Linked DNA regions of Homo sapiens: region 1 is linked to region 2. A link is an interaction called in ENCODE POLR2A ChIA-PET data of the cell type or tissue named here. Cell type or tissue: PC-9. All regions are shown on one strand. Links, peaks and the distances in the headings refer to the core of each region. The heading gives the core; the rest is flanking DNA.

Region 1 (5,386 bases), core at 316-5,315, 260 kb after region 2:
CAAAATGCAAACAAGGTAAATCAGTTTTCATCACTACCCAAGATGTTTTTTGTTTTTTCAATTTAGGCAATAATATGACCACTAACTAGGGGTTTTTAATTATATTTTAGCTCTGAAATTGGGTATTTAATCATCAGCATGGCTTTAGTTTGGAACATAAAAGACGTCTTTCAAAGTGTGCATTTAGAGTTATAGCAGTCACCTATTTACAACACAGTTTTTTGAAAAATGACATAATCACTGTAGATGTGTTCATACCATAGAATACCATGGATCCTCTCAGACCTATTTTCCTCTGGTGTAGTTTTACACTTGAGGGGGTATGAGCTGTTTAAAGGGGTATATGTATATGCAATGGATGTGGGTTTGGATGCCGTCAAGATAGTGGTAGTGTTAATGGAGGGTAGAAAGGAGGAGGGAGGGCAGTTGAGAGGACCTGGTTATTTAATTGGGTAAGAATTTGGGGGTAACTTGGTAAGTTCAAGGAAGTTAATTCTGTAAACTTAAAGAGATGTTACTTATGTTAGGATACTTTATATTTAATAATGAGTGTTTGACAATCCAGCTTTTTAAAATTAGAACTTGAGGGATAAATGGATAACGTAAAACCTGTTAAATCTGACGGTATCTTTTTTCTCCAGACAATGATTGAAGCTCACGTTGATGTCAAGACTACCGATGGTTACTTGCTTCGTCTGTTCTGTGTTGGTTTTACTAAAAAACGCAACAATCAGATACGGAAGACCTCTTATGCTCAGCACCAACAGGTCCGCCAAATCCGGAAGAAGATGATGGAAATCATGACCCGAGAGGTGCAGACAAATGACTTGAAAGAAGTGGTCAATAAATTGTAAGTGTTTCTTTGCTTCCTCACACAACACAACCTTGAGTATTGGATTATTCCTGAGATGAGAGAACGCATATGAGACAAGGTAAAGGTCTGTTGAAATCCTGTCTGTGAATCCTTCTAGCTATATCTCTTTAAGTGAAAGAGTGTTAAGTACTCAGTAAATATGATTATTATTACTATTATTATTTGAGTCAGAGTCTTGCTCTGTTGCCCAGGCTCGAGTGCAGTATTGTGATCCTCCTTGGCTCACTGTAACCACTGCTTCCTGGGTTCAAGCAGTTCTTGAGCCTCAGCCTCCTGAGTATCTGGGAATACAGGGGACTGCCACCATACCCAGCTAATTTTTTTAAATTTTTAGTAGAGATGGGGTTTCATCATGTTGGCCAGGCTGGTCTTGAACTCCTGACTTCAGGTGATCTGCCAGTACTCTAAATGATAACAGTTTTTTCGTGTTTATTTATTTTGAATGAAGCTGTCTCACAGTAGATGGAGTTGAAGGACAGGAAATGTTTTTCCCCTACTTGGAAAATACACTGAATAAGTTGAGTGGGGTGGGATGTGCCTGGAGTCCCAGCTACTCAGGAGGCTGAGGTGGTAGGATTGTTTGAGCCCAGGAGTTTGAGGCCAGCCTGGGCAATATAGGGAGACCCTGTCCCAAAAAATAAAAAATATACGTATATATATATACACACACAAAGAAAAAATACACTGAATAGACAAAACCTTTCATGATTAATGATGCACGGGAATAAGTGATGAAAAAAGTTTCGGTCCCAGATGATGGCCAGTGATAACAACATTTTTCTGATGTTCCCATGCAATATACAGTTAGCTAAGAGGGTGTAATGGAAAAAGCATAAGGCTTGGACTCAGAAGACTCTACTAACTTTGCCACTAGCTAGCTATGTAATTCAGATCATCTATCCTTTACATGTGAAAGGTAAATAATGGCTTATCTTAACAGGAGGATTTATGCAGGTTAAATGAGGTAGGTGTTATGTGTAGGTTTATTCCAAGGCTTCTCTACTTTTAAAGGAAATGGCTTATATCTGAGAACTAGGACTTTTAGAAAAAAATTTACTGTTACTGGTTTGCAGGATTCCAGACAGCATTGGAAAAGACATAGAAAAGGCTTGCCAATCTATTTATCCTCTCCATGATGTCTTCGTTAGAAAAGTAAAAATGCTGAAGAAGCCCAAGTTTGAATGTAAGTGAGAAATCACATGATTCCTGTAGGGCCAAATACATTGTTTTTGGGTGGAGGAGGAGTGTGGGGCCATATCATGGCCTTCTTTTTCTTCCTGTCATGCTTGCATAGTAGTGATGACCATTATTTCAAGATATACTAACAGTTTTTTGGTTTTTTTTTTTTTTTTTTTTTTTGCCTTTTAGTGGGAAAGCTCATGGAGCTTCATGGTGAAGGCAGTAGTTCTGGAAAAGCCACTGGGGACGAGACAGGTGCTAAAGTTGAACGAGCTGATGGATATGAACCACCAGTCCAAGAATCTGTTTAAAGTTCAGACTTCAAATAGTGGCAAATAAAAAGTGCTATTTGTGATGGTTTGCTTCTGAACATTCTTTTTTTAAAAATAATCTGACAGCTTGGTGGATTAGACAGTAAATTTGACAGCTGGTAAACTTTTCTGACCCAGACAAATTGGATATAAACATACTACTATGCACCTTTACTGTGAAGCTGAAATGGGGCGGAGAAGCTGTTACCAAGTGGGCATTTAGTGCTATCCACCTATAGTCACTCATTCATTCAGTTTCTACCTCTTCTCAAGCCTTTTCAGTTTTCTCATTTCTTGCTTAGCTGATAACCTTGCTTCCTTTAATCACTAAAAAAGTTTAAAGCAGAGAAAAGAACCCCACAAATTTCTGTTACCTATATTCTGCCACCTATGCATGTGTTAATCATACTACCTTCTGTCATACCACTGGATGGATTGTGCTAAGACATAAGACAGCCTTTTTTTTTTTTGCCCAATCAGCCTCATGGCTTCAGCAATTCACACCTTTATCAATTCCTCGCTGTCCCTTGTATACTAGTATACAAATACTAGTATACCCTCCCAGAGCACCTTACTAAGTCCCTTTATAGCAAAGCTCAAAGGAATTTTTTATATATTGGTATCATTTAATTTTTTTTAATTTTTAAAACTTTTTTACATATAAAATATATTTTAAAGGTCAAGTGCGTAGCTCATGCCAGTAATCCCAGCACTTTGGGAGGCTGAGGTGGGTGGATTGCTTGAGGTCAGAAGTTCAAGACCAGCCTGGCCAACATGGTGAGACACCGTCTCACCTAAAAAAAATAAAATTAGCCAGGTGTGGTGGCGGGGTGCCTGTAATCCCAGCTTCTCGGGAGGCTGAGGCATGAAAATCACTTGAACCTGGGAGGTGGAGGTTGCAGTGAGCTGCACTCCAGTCTGGGCTACAAAATGAGACTGTTGAAAAAAAAATTACATTTGAGAGACATGATCTTACTCTGTCACCCAGGATGGAGTAGAATGGTGTGATCATAGCTCGCTGTAACCCTAAAGTCCTGGGCTCAAGCAGCCCTCCCTCTCAGGCCTCCTGAGTAGTTGGGACACAGGCCTGTGCCACACCACACCCAGCTTTTTTTATTTTAAAGACAGTCTCACTGTCACCCAGGCTGGAGTGTGTTAGTGCGATCTTGGGTCACTGCAACCTCCATCTCCCAGGTTCAAGCGATGCTTGTGTCTCAGCCTCCCCAGTAGCTAGGATTATAGGCACCCACCACCATGCTGGGCTAATTTTTGCATTTTTTAGTGGAGATGGGGGTTTCGCCATGTTGGCAAGGCTTGTCTTGAATTCCTGGCCTCAAGTGATCCTCCCGCCTTGGCCTCCCAAATTGCTGAGATTACAGGTGTGAGCCACTGCACCAGGCCTAATCTGCTAGTTTTTAAGTTCTTTGTAGGGTCTTGGCTGTTATGTCCAGACTGGTCTCAAATTCCTGGCCTCAAGGGATCTTCCTGCCTCAGCCTCCAAAGTGCTGGGAGTATAGGTGTGAGCCATGGTGCCCAGCCACATTTTTTAGTTTTTATTTTATTTTTCTTCAATTTGCTGCAGTTAGGCTTTCCTCCCAACACCACTCCAAGACATTTCATTGTCAAGATTAGCAGTGATTTTGTTGCTAAATTCAGTGGTCCATTCTTTTACTAGAGGTCTTTTACTTGACCTCTGTTAGTGACTTGCTTATCACTTTGTCCTGTTAGTGACTCTTGACAGTTGATTTCTTCCTGATTTTAACTGTCTTCCAGATCCTCGACTCAAGCTTTTCCTCCTACATCATTGGCTACTCCTTTACTAGTTCATTTTTTAGACTTTTAATCAGTTTTAGAAGGCCCTAGGGCTGGTCGGGTGCAGTGGCTCACGCCTGTAATCCCAGCACTTTGGGAGGCTGAGGCGGGCGGATCACGAGGTCAGGAGTTACAGACCAGGCTGGCCAACACAGTGAAACCCTGTCTCTACTAAAAAATACAAAAAGTTAGCCGGGTGTGGTGGTGTGCACCTGTAATCCCAGCTACTTGGGAGACTGAGGCAGGAGAATTGCGTGAACCTGGGAGGCAGAGGTTGTAGTGAGCTGAGATTGGGCCATTGCACTCCAGCTGAGGAGACAGTGTGAGACTCCGTCTCAAAAAAAAAAAAAAAGAAGGCCCTAGGGCTTGGTCGTTAGACATTTCTATACTCTCCCTAGGTTCTTGGTTTTAAATTAATGGAGATTTTTATATTTCTAGCCTATACCTTTCTTTGGGACATCCAGGTTTGTCTAAGTGCCTACTTGATATCCCCACTTGGATGTCAGACAGGCATTTAACATACAGTGTTCTAAAATGGTATTATCTCAATTGTACCCACCCTTTTGGTTGCTTAGGCCAAAATCCTCTGTGGTCATCCTTGACCATTCACAGTTGATTCAAACTATATATATCTGGAGTCTAATCAGTTATTACCATCTTCTGCTATTTGAAACAAGCCACCATTACTACTTGGATTGTTCCTGCCTACCTTGTCTATGTCCTATCTTGTGGAAGTCTTTTATTTTTTATAGGCAGGATCTCACTCTGTTGCCCAGAATGGAATGCAGTGAGACAATCAGCTCACTGCAGCTTTGCATTCCTGGGCTCAAGTGATCCTCCTGCCTTAGCCTCCTGAGTAGCTGGGGCTACAGGTGTGTGCCACCATGGCTGGCTAATTTTAAAATATTTCATGTGGAAATGGGGTCTTGCTATATTCCCAAGGCTCCAAGGCTGGTCTGGAACTCCTGGCCTCAAGTGATCCTCCCGATTACGGGTATGAGCCACTATACCAGGCCCTGAAAATCTGTTTTAGACGATTCATTCAAAGATCCCATGTGATCTTGCATCTGACTTGTCTCTTACTCCTATTCCCCTTGCTCTTCCCTGTGCTTGAAATATTCTCCTTTACATGGCCACAGTGTTTATTTCACCTCCTTGAAGTCTCTGCTGTTTGTTGTTTATTTTTAAGCAACCTGAATGAGGAATTGAA
Region 2 (5,386 bases), core at 158-5,157:
GGAGCACTAGTTAGACAAAAGTATAGTATTCAAATTCTACCTTCACCAATTATAGCTTTTTAGCTATAGATAAGTTTCCCAATTTCTTTTATCTTCAATTTCCTCATGAATAAAAAGAACAAAATTGTCACCGTGAAAATCAACAATGACAAATGACAATAGTCAATAAATGATAACTTTTATTTTGTTATGCTTACAATTAGAATGTCTCTTAAATTTTAAAACAACTGTCTATAAATTGTTATTCCAAGTTACTTAGAATAGCAAGATATACCATTGATTATTAAATATAAAATACTTGGAATTTTACATTTAAACTAATACTATTAAATACTTTGAATAGCATTTTGAGTAAAAATTATACTTGTGGCAAAAAGCACAGGTATACATTAGTTTATGTAACAGACATTCTTGCTAAATATGAAAAAATATGTCATTAACTACATTTTCCACTTCCATGTTATGTTTTCATAGGTGCTTTATCTCTTCATATGACCATGGCTCCTAATGGTTTGCTTCCATTTCTTGTGCCTTCTCTCCTCACCACCTTCTCTTCACTTAATAATCAAATCATTTAACAAAGTCTCGATATTTACAACTATATAGAAGGAAAATTATGCAAAAAAGGGTTTTTTTGTTTTGTTTTTTGCTTCACCTAAGAAGTCCAGTTAACATTAAAAAGTCATTTCATGTATTTTTACTTTTACTTAGGGAAGAAGTGTTTCCAGGAGAAGAACAGAGATTTCATGATTTTATTAACTGCATTAACAAATTACCACAGCTTTTTTGAATAAAGGCTGTACTTGAATGATGCTAGTTTAGAACGTTGTTATTCCAGTGTGTTTGTAAGAAAAGCAGCATCAACATCACCTGGGACTTGGTAGTCAATTTTAGGCCTTACCCTAGACCTCTATAACCCTTTTTTTTTTTGAGACAGAGTCCCGCTCAATTGCCCAGGCTGCAGTGCAGTGGTGTGATCTTGGCTCACTGCAATCTCCAACTTCCAGGTTCAAGCGATTCTGCTGCCTCAGCCTCCCAAGTAGCTGGGATTATAAGCGTGCACCACCACACCTGGTTAATTTTTGTATTTTTAGTAAAGACGGGGTTTCACCATGTTGGCCAGGCTGGTCTTGAACTCCTGACCTCAGGGGATCCACCCACTTTGGCCTCCCAAAGAGCTGGGATTACAGGTGTGAGCCACCACCCCAGCCTAGACCTATATAATCTAATCTGCATTTTAACAAGATCATCAAATTTATGAATCACCTTGTGTTTTTTAATCACCTTAAGTTTATGTATCTCCTTAAAATTTCAGAAGCACTACTTTAGAGCAAAAAGAGATAGGGGAGCACCTCTAATTCCAGCTACTAGGAAGGATAAGGAGGCGGGATCACTTGAGCCCAGGATTTTGACACCAGCCTTGGCAAGAAAGCAGAACCACCATTTCAGGGAGAAAAAAGAAAAAAAAAAAAAAAAAAGATAGGGGAGAGTGGAAACTCCTGACCAAAATCACCTTAGTAAATTTTTCAAAATACATCCTCCTTCTTGCCCATCCAACTTACCAACTACTACTATGTACATTAAAAAAAGTAACCATATGACAAATTAGCTAACATATATTTTCTCACCAACAGAAGACGGATAATTTTCAATGTCATCTCTGAATTACTGAAAAATTTTTTTTAGTAAATTCCCAACGGTTTTTAGCAGCTCACCTAGTCGGAGACACTGCCGCAAAATTCCTCCAGATGACATACTTTTTTCAGCTTCAATTTCAGTAAAGCCAAGAGAACTTGCAAATATAAGCACATCCACAAGGCTAATTAGCCTCTGCAAAAATGTCACAGAGGCTTCTATTGAAAGGCCTTGAGTAGGTTCAATATTTTCCAGTTCATGCTGTAAAGAATAAAGTTTGACATTTATATATATATATTCTGAAAAAAAAATTTTACCAGATATAGTCCTAAAATTTATAAATTGCATAAGTAGTCAGACTTTCAGAAACCTAGTAACACAGAGTGATTTATACTTATTATTTCATCTAAAAAGGGTGGGGGATGAGGAGGAGCAACAGAACCATACAGGTGAAACATCATGAACCACATTCTTCACTAGCTGACTCATACTTAGGGAATCAACATTCTTTTAAGTTCTTTCATTACTAGAACAGATTCTAAGGTCCTCTCAAGTAAAAGATCCTATTGTTTTTTATTTATAGCACCTACGATGCATAGTAACCACCACATTTAAGTTTTAGTCAATAAAGTTGCATAACACTCATGTTTTCACACCAATTTTCTATAGTAATTAAGTCCTTACTGTAGCCGATGTAGCAGCTGAAAGCAATGGCAGTATACCCCCACAAGCCATGACCATATTGTCCATCACTTGAGAGATGAGATGAATTGTGTTGTGTACAAAGATGACATTATCACTGCTATTCACGAAGTCCATAACTGTCTTTGTTGAATGGCTGTCCAAAGATAAATGATATTTACTGATAAAGCTAAAGAAAGGAAATCACAGTTTGCCTACTTGAGGGGAGGAAAGATAAGAAGGTGCTTTTGCTTCATCTTGAAAACTGAAGGAAGATGATGCAGCAGGCATTTGGAGGGTGTATACTTCTTCAGAAGAAACAGACCATTCCATATCAGTAGTTACTATCCATGCCCTCCTTCAGTGCTGAAACATAAATACTATTCATTTTACACTGGATATAAAAAGTTGAAGAAAATTATCCTTACTGGGAACAAAACTAAGAAATCATGTGACAAAAATTAGGAGGTAAATACTGGTAAATGTGCTATTAAAAATGAATTTTCTTCTGTAATGCCTATAAAATGCTTTTAAACATAACAAGAATCTTACACAAATAAAAAAAAATAAATTAGGTCACTTTAAAATCATAAATCATACAATGGGGGATAACTTGAAGTACACAGATTTTTTTTAATGCTAAAAATACATTGGAAATATTGATAATGTTATAACAATTTTTTTTTTTTTTTTGAGACAGAGTCTCGCTCTGTCGCCCAGGCCGGAGTGCAGTGGCGTGGTCTCAGCTCACTGCAAGCGCCACCTCCCGGGTTCACACCATTCTCCTACCTCAGCCTCCTGAGTAGCTGGGACTACAGACGCCCGCCACCACTCCCAGCTAATTTTTTTGTATTTTTAGTAGAGACAGGGTTTCACCGTGTTAGCCAGGATGGTCTCGACCTCCTGACCTTATGATCCGCCTGCATCGGCCTCCCAAAGTGCTGGGATTACAGGCTTGAGCAACTGCGCCCGGCCTATACCAATTATTTTTTAATACTTCTAGTAATAAACCAACTTGATAAACCTACCTTCTGGTGAATTCCGTGCCATAAAATTGCTACAGGAAATCTACTACAAATTTTTTTAAAAGAGAAACCTCTGCTTTTCACATTTTTGTAATCCAGATAAGGATTCCATTCTTATAATGGAGAATAAAAGTGAATTCAGTAAAACCCTACCATAGAATAATTTCTATTCTACTTTTTAACCAAATGTCTGAAATTAATTACAAACTGTTTCTATGGATTTCTTTGAAAATAAAGACTAGGTTTATACACATCTTCCATAATAAACATATAGACAAACCTTCTCCACATCTGTATATCTGTTTCTATTGAAAATAATAGATCAGTGAGCAAACGTTGATGCATCTGAGACCAGTTGAACTCAGGAATACGAAACACAGTAGATCTGGAATCCCTCCTTTGTCCATTAACTGCATCTGGTGCTATTCCTTGCCCTGGCTGCTCATGTTGCCTTGATATCTAATACAGAAATTTAAAAAGTAATAAAATAGGTTCAACTTCAGCAGGAGGCTTTAGCAAAGTAAATAATTTAGTAGCTTCTATGCAATTCATCTAACACGTTTTTAAGACACTATAAGAACCAAATTAGAGAAAGAAAAATTATCAATGAGTAATAACATTAACATTTTAGTACATGTAAGCAAAGCTATCAAAAGTGCAAAACTACCACAATTTAAAAGTAATTAACTTGGAACCATGTTAAGTATTACCACTATGTAGCATTTTATAAAAGAATCAAGTAACAGTTCTTAGTTTTTAGCCTTAGCCTAAAAGAAAGGCAGTATTTAGAATCTAAGTGGCATTTGGATTATGAAGTGGCTAGAATGAAGAATAAAAACAGAGATAACATAATGAAGAACCAACCAACAAAAACAAAAAAAAGGAGGGTGGGACAGAGGATAAGAATTGAATAAAGTGGAAAATGACAACATGCTACCAAGCACTGTCTCATGGGTCACTCTGAGATATGGACAGAGGAGAAGGCTGTGCCTCTAGATCTCACAAAGCCTCCTCTCTCTTATAGACTTCATAATACAATTTTAAATCACATGCTTAGTAACTAAAATTATACACTGGCAGGTAGGTAGCCCTAGAGTTTGTTGGAAAACTAATGTACTAGGATTGGGTTAGTCAAATAAAAGGTAAAATGCAAGTGTTTCCAATATTTGTTTTATAAACTAAAATTATACCAATCCTTCAAAGTGGTAACTTCTGGTGATACTATGGTAAAAATAGTAATAAAAACTGTCATTTAATGAACTCACATTAACTGCCAAACACTGTGCTAATGATCTGAAATACAATCTTCACATTCATTGCATTTATTTAGTTGTGAATAGCATGTGAACCAAATTCAAAATAAAATAAAATTTAAGTATATACACTTGCTCTTTTTTAACTCAGTGCAAAAGTACTTGAATAAGACAATATATAAAATCACCTCAAGCACATGTCGATGAGGTTGAGGTGCTTCCACGTTGGGACTGGCCTTCAACTCCAGCCTCTCAGTATCTGTAGCAACATTGGAAACATCCAACTTCGCAATCTTTTGCTCAGAAGAAGCCTCAGAGACACTACCATGACAATCATTAATTAATTTGGTTTCTCTAGTGAGGTTAGTTGCTTTCTTCCCTTCCTCCAGCATCTGACCAAGGTCTGATTCTACAGCTATTTGGGAAACAGTAGTTTCTGGTGACATAGCTGAAGACCCTGATGCTGTCATAGTCTGAATTCCAGAATCTTTAGAATCTTGAGTTTCAGTATCAGTTTGCTTTTCAGTAACAGGTTTTCCTTCTTGAAATATTAATTTGTCATCATTACCAAACATGTCCAGTTTTTCACCGGCTTCAGATGCAGCTGGAGACAAACTGTTATCTTGGAGCTCTGTGGGTAGATTAGCTTCCTCAGTAGGACTGCCTTCTACTTTCAGTTCCACATAATCATCATCTTCCTCTTCCTCTACTATAGATTTATCCAAGAATTCTGGCATCTCTGAGGCATCCTCTTCTGAAGGAGAACTTATAGAAGCAGTTACTTCACTGACA

Evidence for each region. Peaks named below come from ENCODE experiments on the same cell type or tissue, not always from the same donor. Only the 100,000 strongest peaks of a DNase experiment are listed, where the experiment ranks them.
Region 1: POLR2A ChIA-PET joins it to region 2 with 7 read pairs; 1 of 35 experiments calls an interaction of 5 or more read pairs at or near these places.

What each region holds. Positions count from the first base shown.
Region 1 is chr4:151,102,230-151,107,615 of GRCh38, forward strand. It overlaps RPS3A (ribosomal protein S3A), which reads left to right. Exons shown (of 6, transcript NM_001006.5): 4 at 642-850; 5 at 1,948-2,057; 6 at 2,243-2,413. The coding sequence ends at 2,364. SNORD73A (small nucleolar RNA, C/D box 73A) reads left to right here and starts at 1,598; the gene lies at 1,598-1,662. In PC-9, for the core only: no CTCF peak of the experiment used is centred there; no DNase peak of the experiment used is centred there; H3K4me3 peaks cover 125 bases; H3K27ac peaks cover 612 bases.
Region 2 is chr4:150,847,103-150,852,488 of GRCh38, forward strand. LRBA (LPS responsive beige-like anchor protein) reads right to left here. Exons shown (of 57, transcript NM_001364905.1): 23 at 4,783-5,386; 24 at 3,622-3,800; 25 at 2,320-2,473; 26 at 1,716-1,896. Among named protein-coding and RNA genes, the nearest start is that of LRBA, 170 kb to the right of the region's middle. In PC-9, for the core only: no CTCF peak of the experiment used is centred there; a DNase peak (open chromatin) is centred at 2,159; H3K27ac peaks cover 696 bases.